2 separate regions of the Homo sapiens genome follow, and region 1 is linked to region 2. A link is an interaction called in ENCODE POLR2A ChIA-PET data of the cell type or tissue named here. Cell type or tissue: OCI-LY7. All regions are shown on one strand. Links, peaks and the distances in the headings refer to the core of each region. The heading gives the core; the rest is flanking DNA.

The links. ChIA-PET counts read pairs that join two places held together with the same protein. Peaks named below come from ENCODE experiments on the same cell type or tissue, not always from the same donor. Only the 100,000 strongest peaks of a DNase experiment are listed, where the experiment ranks them.
Region 1: POLR2A ChIA-PET joins it to region 2 with 13 read pairs; 2 of 35 experiments call an interaction of 5 or more read pairs at or near these places.

What each region holds. Positions count from the first base shown.
Region 1 is chr7:132,960,151-132,965,985 of GRCh38, forward strand. All of the region lies in intron 4 of CHCHD3 (coiled-coil-helix-coiled-coil-helix domain containing 3), which reads right to left. Among named protein-coding and RNA genes, the nearest start is that of MIR3654, 72 kb to the right of the region's middle. RefSeq lists a silencer at 5,319-5,613. In OCI-LY7, for the core only: no CTCF peak of the experiment used is centred there; no DNase peak of the experiment used is centred there.
Region 2 is chr7:132,747,379-132,753,213 of GRCh38, forward strand. It overlaps LOC124900236 (small nucleolar RNA SNORD46), which reads left to right and starts at 5,645; the gene lies at 5,645-5,748. RefSeq lists an enhancer at 3,322-3,952. In OCI-LY7, for the core only: no CTCF peak of the experiment used is centred there; DNase peaks (open chromatin) are centred at 2,683 and 2,903; H3K4me3 peaks cover 1,589 bases; H3K27ac peaks cover 1,363 bases.

The DNA.
Region 1 (5,835 bases), core at 410-5,409, 210 kb after region 2:
ATGTCATTTACAAGGACAAAACCTGACTACACCAAGAGCCTGCTTTTGTTGTGTCACTCTACGGGACCAGTGTACATGTTCCTAAGGCTCACAAAAAAAAAAATATTCAAAGAGAGGAGAGAGGAGAAGAGAGGACGGGGAAAGCAGTATTATCATACACACAGAGAGCATATGTACAGTTAGAGATGGAGCTTGGAAGTGGTGATGTGCAAGATGGAGAGACACAGTTAAAATATGCTGCATTCTAAAGGAGGATGTTATTTAGAACTTGTTCTTTTTGATGCCTCCAGGGTTGAAACTGAGCCACTCTCTTAATAATATATTGAGTTCATCAAGGAGGTAAAAAGTAATAATCAGTTTGAAGCACCAATACATTCTTCTATCACCTGTGCATGACAGGGAATGATGGGAAACTTTCTAATGATGCCACTGTCCATATGCTTAAAATTCAACATGGAGCAAGGAGGTGTTTAGAAAGGAGAAAAACAACGTCAGAAATTAGCAAAACAGAAGATCTAATGGTCACATTAAAAATTAACAAATGGGGCCAGGCATGGTGGCTCATGCCTGTAATCCTAGCACTTTGGGAAGCCAAGGCATGCAGAACACTGAGGTCAGGAGTTCAAGACCAGCCTGGCCAACATGGTGAAACCCCATCTCTACTAAAAATACAAAAAATTCACCAGGTATGGTGGCATGCATCCATAGTCCCAGCTACTCAGGAGGCAGCACAAGAATTGCTTGAACACCAGAAGCGGAGGTAGCAGTGAGCAAATATGGTGCCACTGCACTCCAGCCTGTGTGACAGACTCTATCGCCAAAACAAAAAACAAACAAAAAAAGGGGCTCAGGATGCAGCATCTCACACCTGTCATCCCAGCACTTTGGGAGGCCTAGAAAGGAGGCTCGATTGAGCCCACGAGTTCAAAATCAGCCTAGACATCATAGTGAGACCTCATCTCTACAAAAGATAAAAAATAAATTAGCCAGGTGTGGTAGTACACACCTGTAATCCCAGCTGTTTGGGAGGCTGAAGCAGGAGGATCACTTGAGCCCAGGAGGTCGAGGCTACAGTGAGCTATGATTGCACCACTGTACTCCAGCCTGGGTAACAGAGAAAGACCCTGTCCCACAAATATATTAAGTTTTAATGAGTTGAAGAAAGAAATGGAAAATAAGCAACCATTCGAAAAGATGAATCTTTGTTTAAGCTTAGAGACAGCAAAGGGGTTTCATCCACTATGATACAAAAATTTGGGTCACTTAATTATTTTTTCCCACCGGTTCTTTATTTTTCCCCAGTTTTACTGGGGTGTAACTGACAAGTAAAAATTACATATGTTTTAGGTATGCAGCATGATGACTTTATATATACATATACAATATAAAATGACTACCACAATCAAGTTAATTAACACATCTATCATCTCACACCTGTGCGTGTGCTCGCACACAATGCATGCGTGCGGTTAAGAACATTTAAGATCCATTCCCTTGGCAAATTTCAAGTATACAATAGAGTATTATTAAAAATACTGTAGAACTATAGTTACAATGCTGTACCTTCGATCCACAGAACTTATTCATCTATCTTATAACTGAAACTTTGTACCCTTTAACCAAATCTCCCCACTTCTCCCAGTCCCCTGCCTCTGGCAACCACCTTTCTATTCTTTGCTTCTGTGAGTTCAACTTTTCTAGATTCCACATATAAGTGAGAACATACAGTGTTTGTTTTTCTGTATCTCATTTATTTCACTTAGCATAATGCCCTCCAGGTTCACACTCACCATGTTGCCAATTTAAGTTTATTTTCCTAACAAAGCTCTGAGTCTTCATTCTAAGCCAACAAACACGTATTAGCAGAAAGATCCCATGCTCCCATTTCCAAGAAAAGGATCCCTCTCTCATGTTGACACTTTCAATTCAGTGACTGTCTAAAAGCATTTATGCCCGGCCTGTGACTAAACCACTTTTACTAATCAGAATAAGTAATCAATAACAAAATTCCAATTTAGCCAAGAAAATAGAGGCTTTCAACTTTAACAGTTTTTCTTTTTCTAAAATGGACTTTTTTAATAACCAAAGAAAATTAAAATAAATGTGACTCTTGGAATTGGTAACCTATTCATAAAACAAAATTACTTTATAAAAACTCAATTTATACGTATATAGAACTTCGAATTCTGTAAGAACTCCTATATTTAGATATTTATTCATCAAGGTAAGAGACTTGAAAGAGAACTACATTAACGACCTTGTCCTCATTTTAAAAAGACGGAAACAAAGGGCATAAAGAAAAGGAAGCAATTTGCCTAAAATTACATGGAGTTGTACCTGGACGGGAAGGGCAGAGGGACAGAGAGAAGGCTATTTCAGATGAAATTATTGTTCAAAAATTGTCAAAAAATAGGAAGAGTTTATTCTCTAACAGTTTTTAATGATGCAAGTTGGATGCCTGCTGCATTTTGAAGATACGGGATCTATACAGATGCTGAAAGCATTTTTAGTTCATGAAAAGAAAATTTCCAAAACAATGGTTTTTCCTCAATTCACCCACAATATAGAATATTAATCTATAGGTCTGAATGAAATTCTTCACCTCTTTTTTGCCCATTCCACTTTCTTCTTACTAAAACTCTAGCAATGACAGCAGTAACTCATAAATTGAAGTTAAAAGTATTCATCTTAATACTACTGTTTGCAAATTATGTTTAATATGGAATTTTAAGACACATCAACTATAATAGTTGCCAATATATGATCCTAGAATACATCCTGTATCCAGAGGAACAGTTGCTATAAAGAATATTATTGAGAAAATTGACAAAATTGAAACCTGGGCTAAATATTACAATAGTCATCAATGTTAAATTTATTGATTTTGACAACTATACTTGATTATGTAAGAAACACTGATTTCTAAGAGGCAGAAGTATTAAGAGGTAAATGAGCATGTCTTCTACCCATGCTCAATTGATCCCCTCCCCCAAATAAAAAAAAAAATATATATATATATAATATATGTAGGCAGAAATAGAATGATAAAGTGTGGTAAATGCCTAAAAACAGATGAATCAGAGTCAAGCTCTTTGTACTATTCTTACAACTTTACCGTAAGCTAAAAATATTTCAAAGTAAAAAGTTTAAGAAAGGAATTTTAAAATTGTAATTTTTTTTTTTTTTTTTTTTTTTTTTTTGCCAGGCACTGTGGCTCACGCCTATAATCCCAGCACTTTGGGAGGCCAAGGCGGGCGGATCACGAGGTCGGGAGATCGAGACCATCCTGGCTAACACGGTGAAACTCCGTCTCTACTAAAAATACAAAAAAATTAGCCAGGCATGGTAATGGGCGCCTGTAGTCCCAGCTACTCGCGAGGCTGAGGCAGAATGGAGTGAACCCAGGAGGTGGAGCTTGCAGTGAGCGGAGACTGCACCACTGCATTCCAGCCTGGGCGATACAGTGAGACTCCATCTCAAAAAAAAAAAAAAATTGTAATTTCCTAGTGTCTCTACCTTTACCCTATGCAACACAAACGATTATACACACACACACACACACATAATCTAGCAATGTTAATACTCAGTTGTTAGTTTTTGCAATAGTAGACATACAGTAAAATCAGTTACCAGCTCTTTCCTATCATTCTATCAGAGCTATGAGAAAAGAGCTTATTTTTTGGAAATAAACTAATTTTTAATACATTAGTTAACCTGCTGTTGAGATAATTATTCTTGGAAGTGGAAAGTATAATTGAAAAATACATTAACAATTATACAACTACATCCCCAATTTTTTGTTTCCTTTTTTGTTTGTTTAAACTTAACAAATCTCCAAAATGGTCAATGGCATAGTTTTTCAAACTCTATTCAGAGCTTGGCTTTACAAACAAACTGTAGAATATCTTCCTTTAAATTTCTCATAAAATTCAATGAAAATACAAAAGTGACTGAATTCACTACGAGTAGACACTGCTAATGTATATCACGGTTATTCCTAAAAATACTCTATTGCAGCAAGCCCACCTCTACTCTCAACAAGCATTCTCCCAGATTAATGCTTCTTTATTATTCAAAGTGACAAAAATAATTGAATCATCTCTTACCTCCCGCACAAATGAAGACTTTATGTTAGACATAAAAAAGAGTAGGCCGGGCACAGTGGCTCATGCCTGTAATCCCAGCACTTTGGGAGGCCGAGGCGGGCAGATCACAAGGTCAGGAGTTCAAGACTAGCCTGACCAACATGGTGAAACCCCGTCTCTACTAAAAATACAAAAATTAGCCGGGCATGGAGGCGTGCACCTGTAATCCCAGTTAATCAGGAGGCTGAGGCAGGAGAATCACTTGAACCCGGGAGGCGGAAGGTTGCAGTGAGCCAAGATCACGCCACTGCACTCCAGCCTAGACAACAGGGTGAGACTCAGTCTCAAAAGAAAAAGAGAAAGTTTCTGCCTTTATATACTAGTATTCCTTTGAGGCCAAGGGAATGGATAATTGCTACAAACCAGGTCCTTTTGTGTCTATATCAACCACTTCTCCCAAAGTATGACAGGCCATGGCAAACTTTCTTTAAATAAGAAAATTCAAAAATGACTTGACGAAAGTGTACAAATAGCACTTCCTTTGACCAGTATCTTTTGCAATACAGGGATTCACATAAGAGAATGTTTTTAAATACTGAAATTTACAGTTTGACATGCCAGAACTTTTTAAATGCAAAATGGTTTCTATGGAAATGGTAGTGCTAATATTTCTCACCCACGCTGGTAAACAAATTATTCTCAATCCCTGATAGCATTATGATTGTGCATACATTATTTCACTAAGCAAGAACACACAAGGCCTATTCGAGTAGTTACGGCTGCCTGCCTCTATGCTAAGTAGGCTCATAATGCTATGGGTTTTATGTGTGTGTGTGTGTGTGTGTGTGTGTTTTACTTCCTGTGAGTGTGCATCACATGCATGGCGATTAGTTGCCCTTTCTACTCTTAGCTGCAGTAATTTCTGCTTTGACCACGTGCCTAAAAGTCCATTTCCCTTTCTAATGTAATAAATCAAATCCATTACACGTTAAAAACAAAGAACAACAACAAAACTAAATTTGCTAAATTGTGCCCAAAATAAGATCACCTCGGCACAGAAGATCAGAGTTGTAACCCTGGCTCTATCTCTGTGCAACATTTAGTTTCACAGTCTCTTTGAATGTTTGCTTTATCATCTCTAATAGGAATCAATGATAGATGTCCTGCCCATATCAAACACCCAAGAAGATAGTACAGTTGAAGGCTCTTAGTTAAATGAAAAAAAAAAAAAACTAAATCTAAAAACAAATATTGCTTTTACTGTGATGCTGCTTATCAGCAAAGCTCATAAGCTTCAAGACACTAACTAGAATCACTTTGTGATGCCTTTGGGGCTCAGAGCTATGGTTCCAGGCAATGAGTTACCTGTGTTCCTGAGAGTCAAATATGTAACCTATGGATAGGTAAGATAGGATTTAAAATATGTGCATACACTGGGCTAAAGAAACTGTAAATGGATGAAGTTTAATTTCTAAGCAGAAAATGTATATGAGTAGGTTTTATCATCTCCAATAAAATTGGCCCATGACAGTGACTAGTGTTATTTCTTATCAAGAAAATATTAAAAACAAATCTGGAATTAAATTTACAGTCAGTGTTTGAAACAGGCAGAGGGTAAGTATGGAACTTTGTAATCATTTGTCATAAAAGATGGAAGAAGGGGGAAAAGCTAGCTAGAAAACTCTAAATGCTTTATCTAATCAACAAATTTCTATGACAATGAAGACATTTGATAAGTTTACCACAAGTA
Region 2 (5,835 bases), core at 155-5,154:
CATCTTTCAAATCCTGCACATAAAAACTTTACCATTTAAACCTACACGTGCTAAGTGCTAAGTGCGATGGTGCGCCTATAATCCCAACACTTTGGGAGGCCATGGCAGGAGAATTGCTTGAGCCTAGGAGTTCAAGACAAGCCCTGGCAACATAGCAAGACCTCATCTCTACAAAAAATTTAAAAATTAGCCACACATGGTGGCATGTGCCTGTGGTCCCTGCTACTCCGGAAGCTGAGGTGGGAAGATCACTTGAGCCTGGGAGATGCAGGCTGCAGTGAGCCATTGTCACACCACTGCATTCCAGCCTGAGCAATAGAATGAGACCCTGCCTCAAAACAAAAAAACAAGCGAACAAACAAACAAGTGAGTTCCCACTAAATTGATCATAATGGTTAGGAACTTTCTAAGCCAAAATTCTAAATATAGCAATGTTTTCTCCTAACTTTCCTGATCACACTCTTCTAGCAAAATCTGTTCCTTCCAGCTGTTGCCACTTTTCCTCCATTGTCTCCTAGCCCACCATATTAGTCTCCTCAGTCTGCCATAAAAAGTACCACAGACTGGGTGGCTTAAACAGCAAACATTTATTGTCTCACAGTTCTGAAGGCTGCAAGTTCCAGGTCGAGGTGCCAGCACATTCAATTTCTGGTGAGGACTCTCTTCCCGGCTTGCAGACAGCCACCTTCTCTCTGTGTCTTCACATGGCCTTTCCTTCACATGCATAGGTGGCAGTGGGAGCAGCACGCAAAGCCCTCATCTCCAAATATCATCACGTGGAAATCAGGGCTTCAACCCATAAATTCTGGGGGATACAATTTTCAATCCATAATACCTACTATAATCAGCCTTTCAATTGGACCACTCAACTGAAACTGCCATCAATGACCTCCCATGATGACATGAGAGAATGACAGAATGACAGAGTTGGTCATTCCCTCCTCCTGGGTCAAGGTTGCAGACAACAGAAGGGTATGGATTCCACAGATGTGATTCATTGGGGACCATTAGTGTAAAATCTACCATTGAGAGATTTCAACTCAATGTGAGAGAGAACTCTTGCTTTCTTTCATTGTCTTCAGAGGAAGCCCCCTCTCGGTTTCCTCCTGTTCCATTGGCCATTCCTTCCCACTCTTTGCTGGGTCCTTGGACTTCCTCCCTTCTTTACCTACCCCCACTCTCTAAAGTCATCTGAACAGCTTCCAACATGATTTCTCAAGTCCTAACTTCTCCCCAGAATTTCAGACTCATAGATCAAATTGCCTACTAAATATCCTCATAGCACAATGAATGGACTCATTTAAACCTATTTAAATAGAACTCTTGGTTTTCCACCACGCCCCCCCCAGACTACTCCCCATCTCAATAAATAACGGCTCTATTCCCAATGTTCCTGATTGCTTAGTCCAGAATTCTTAGAATCACTGACCCCCCTGTCCATTCCGTATCTGATTCTATAACAGATTCTTGCAACTCTACCTGCAAAGTATCACCAGAATCCTACTATTTTCACTATCTCTATCACTCAGCTAGTCTAAAACACCACAGTCCTAATCTAGATTATTAGAATAACTGCCTAACTGGTCTCTCAGCTTTTGCCCTTGACCCTCACTGTAGCCTCCTCTGCAGGTGGCAGCCAGAGTCATCACATGAGACACAGTCGATCACCCCTCTCAAAACCGGCCAGTGGCATCCTATGTCACTCAGAGTAAAATCCCAAATCATGACCATGGCCAGAACGCTCTGCACGATCTAGCTTTAGCTGCCTCCCTGCCCTCACCTCCCATCATTCTTGCCCTCACTCACTCCACCCCAGCCACACATGGCTTCCTTGCTGCTGCACAAATATTCCCAGCATACTCCTGTCTCAGAGACTTTGCATCTGCTGTTCTCACTGCCCGAAAACACCCATCTCCTGAATCTCAGTAGATGCTCCCCTTCATTTTATATAGGTGTCCTCTCACAGACCACCTTCTTGGAGAGGCCACCTTTCTGCAGTCAGGTTGGCTCTCCATAACACTTACCCCTCCGGACACATGGGTCTGTCTCCCCCACTAGCATACAAGCTTTCTATTTGTTTCCTTCCCTGCTGCATGCCCAGTGCTAGAACCAAGCCCAGCTCAGCCTAGGTGTTCAACATTAGTTGAATAAATAAGTTCATTATCCCTCTTAGCCTTGGCCCATCTGCAAATTGATCATGCATGTCAATGATATGTGTCCAAGAAACTGATGTTTTCATGTGGTCAAAAGATACAATCAAAAATAAACTCTGTGTTAGGAGCAGTGGTGAACACAGCCTTAGAGATAAATAATCCTAGGTGCAGACTGTGGAGCACCCTAAATGACCAGCCAGAATCTGAATTTTCTCCCCACAAAGACAACAGCCATTAAAGCTTTCTGTTTGTAAAATGATAGGAACTGTCTCATAAATAACTTTCATTGGGAACATTTTTAAAAAATATTACTTAGATCAATTTGGAAGCAACTTGACATTTTCTTTTTTCATTAATTGGCTTTGAGAACATGTTGACAAGTATGGTTCATTTTGAATGGTCCCAAGTAATTCTCTGGACCAGGGCCGGGACCACCAGGTCACTTGCAAACAAATGCACGTGGCTGTGAATAAATAGATTTATGCATCTGGGTCTTCTGACCACGTTTTATACCCATAGCACATGAATTTCTTATGTAACACCTGTGCACAACTATATATAGCATACACAGAATCTTGTTTTCATATCTTACGTATAGGCTCTTGCCAGAACTTTCTTCCAAGCAAGGGAGTCTGAGAAAAAAAAGCCGAAGGAACAGAGTAGAAGAGGATGAACCAATCTGGCATCAGCTTGGCCACGCAAACACCAAACTGTGATGAACTCACATGTGTACAAATACCCTGGCCCAACAGCTGCTTGCATTGACAGCTCCGTGGCAGCGGAGTGGCCGAGAGAATAGAAATCTTTTCAGCAGGAACAGGCTTGTGGTTGAAGAGTAAAGGGAGCAGTTGAGGCCATTCCGAGGATTTGTTCATGAATTTCAAGTGGATTACACTCCCCTCCAGCCATTGCAGACAGCAGCAGACAGGGTCTGCAAGGGGCTTCAGAGAAAAATGCAGAGAGCCCGCCCTGCACAGGAGACCTGCAGACCCCAGTGCTCAGGAACTGAAACCAAAATTGTTTCCTTACTGTAGCCAGGAAGTGTTGTTTACATGTAGTTTTTGCCTAATTAAATTGTACCTGTCTTTGCCTCTAATTTTCTTACCTCCTTTCCAAAGCATCAGCTAATCTTTTATCTCATGATTCAATCTCACTCTCCCTCCCTTCTCTCCCTCTCTCCACACACTCTCTTTCTTCCCCCTCTTCCCTTCTCTCCACTCCCTCCCACTTTCCCTCTCTCTTCTTCAGCTCCCTGGTTTCTCTGGGTAAGTCCCACGCTGACCTCCCCTCCCCTCATTTATCCATAGCTTATGCCGGAGCACAGATCTCTCTGCCCACTCCAGCAATTTCTTCCTATGCTACTGATGCATAAACACATGACTTACCACGTAAACAGTTTCTACGGAGGCTAACCACTCTGTTGATGTGCAGGCTGCAACAGCTGAGAAACCTTATGAATACTTACATACAAATAATGCACATCAGTGCTGACAAACACACAGGGGCCCAGAGGAAGGGAGCAGGTGGGCTTTAAGTTGGGCCTTGTAGACAGACTGCGAGGCACAGAGAAGCTGTTTCTTGGCCGCGGCATGCTTGCATGAGCTATATGGGGTCTTGGCGCTGGGTCTCTCCTCTGGAAGCCGTAGTGAGGCTGGAGGCTACGGGAGGATTTCTGGGAATGCGCTCAGATCTCCATGTAACTCCCAATATTTGTTCCTGTTCCCCTCCCATCAGAAAAGACCTCTAGGAGCAGCACGAGGCCAAAGGGGACAGGCAATGGGTCTGGAGCCTGCACATTTCAGGGGTTGCCATAGCAACCCCCTTCCCACACATCCCCCTGCCTCCTCACCAAATGTTTGTCTCAGAGGCACTTCCGAGGGATGGAGGTAAGCCCTCGGACCCTGCCTGGCCCCAGAATCCTGCCTACCATCCCTGCCCACACCAGTCCGGGCACAGCCAGGACCTGCCAAGAGGAAGGAGAGCACAAAGCTTCAGTTCCAGGCAGAGCTCATGAAATCAACTGGGATTTCCCCAGCTTCGCCGGCCTGAGCAATCTAAGCGGCACTGGGGAAAGGTCATGATATGAGGGATCTGTGATTTCGGGAATCTGGAAGGAACAGAAAGAGATAAAACCTACGCATTTTCCAACCTCTGCATTTTAAAGATAAAGAAACTGAGGCCCAGAAAAAAGAAGTAGGGGCAGAACACGAACAAAAACCTTATTTGTCCACAGTCTATTTTGGTTCTTAACTTTAAATAATTTATTTAAAAAGCTCAGTTACAGACTTTTTTTAAACTAAAGGGAATAGACTTAACTAGCTTTTTGGAGAGTACCAGGGGGTATGAACGCTAAATAGTTGCTAAAAAGACATCTGAACAGAGACTGTCCTTGATCTCTTCCTAGGCCAAAATTTAGGCTTCTAGGGGACCATTCGGGATTTTTTTTTTTTTAATTCCAGGTCACTGTTATATTACAGCCTATGTGAACTGGGAAAACTAATTTTCTCACCATCAGTGTATCTTTAAAATCACTGGTCAAGGAATAATAATCCTTTTATATTGGTAAAATTTGTTTTAATTATTCATACATTTCAGGGTGAAAACATTATTCTTCTAATTTCAACCCTTGGGCCCAAATATAGTTCCCCTGAGAATGAGTCATCTATGACATTATAGGTGATGAATGGATAACAGAAATTTGCCCCCTTCCCTCTCCAATCATGGGGCAGCTGAACTACAGAACTTATCTTCCTGGAAGAAGGCATTTTCCCAAGTGGAATACAAGTTATGGGGGAATGAGGGGAGTCTTCAGGTTCATGGATGTAACATTTTCCATGCTGTGTTCTTCCTCACTCGTAAAAGTTTGATTTTTAGCATTTGGCATTAAAAAAATCAATCCTGCCTAATGATACCCCTCATTCCTAATCTTTCTTTCCTTTCTTTGGTGAAAATCTTTGTGGAGTATCAGTTCACATTTTTCATTAGCATTTCTTCTGGGTTTCCTTAGATTTTACAAGTGGTTAAGCAATTAGCATACTTCTTAAACCTTTAAGCAAATAAATGCTTAGAATAACACAATGTGTAGTCACTACCACAGTGACAATGAAGCCAACTATATTATTTTCATCGGCTCATGGGAAGTGTGTACAATCAGTGTCTACAATGAGCATGTGAAAACTTAGAGCTTACATTTTACAATATGAAAAGCACCTTCCAAACATTTGCTCATTGTACCATAATCTTCTCAAGATTGGCTACACCGAGCAACTCAAACAGGTCTGTGTCTCAGTCATATTATGGCCTTAGTCCTTACCAATGCCTGGTACCTCACAAATGTCTTCTCGACTTTGTGAAGGGAATGGTGGCTTTCCGTGAACTATTCAGCAGAGATTCAAACTTAGAGGTTACAAAGTAGCTGGTAAGTGTCAGAGTGAGACACAATGCCAAGGCTGTGGCTACTGGCAGATCATGACCTTGCTTTGAAAAGGGGGTGCTGGAGTGATGAAAAAGTATCTTCAGGTGTGGCTGTGGCCACCTTGGCCACCTGTGTGTCACTTGCCAATGCAAGGACTTGTCATAGTTACACTGACTGTTAAAAAGAAACAAAGGAACAAAAAGGGAGGCGGGGTCAATTCTGGGAGCTCTTTTGGGGTAGGAACAGTAGGAAAAATAGAAAATGTGG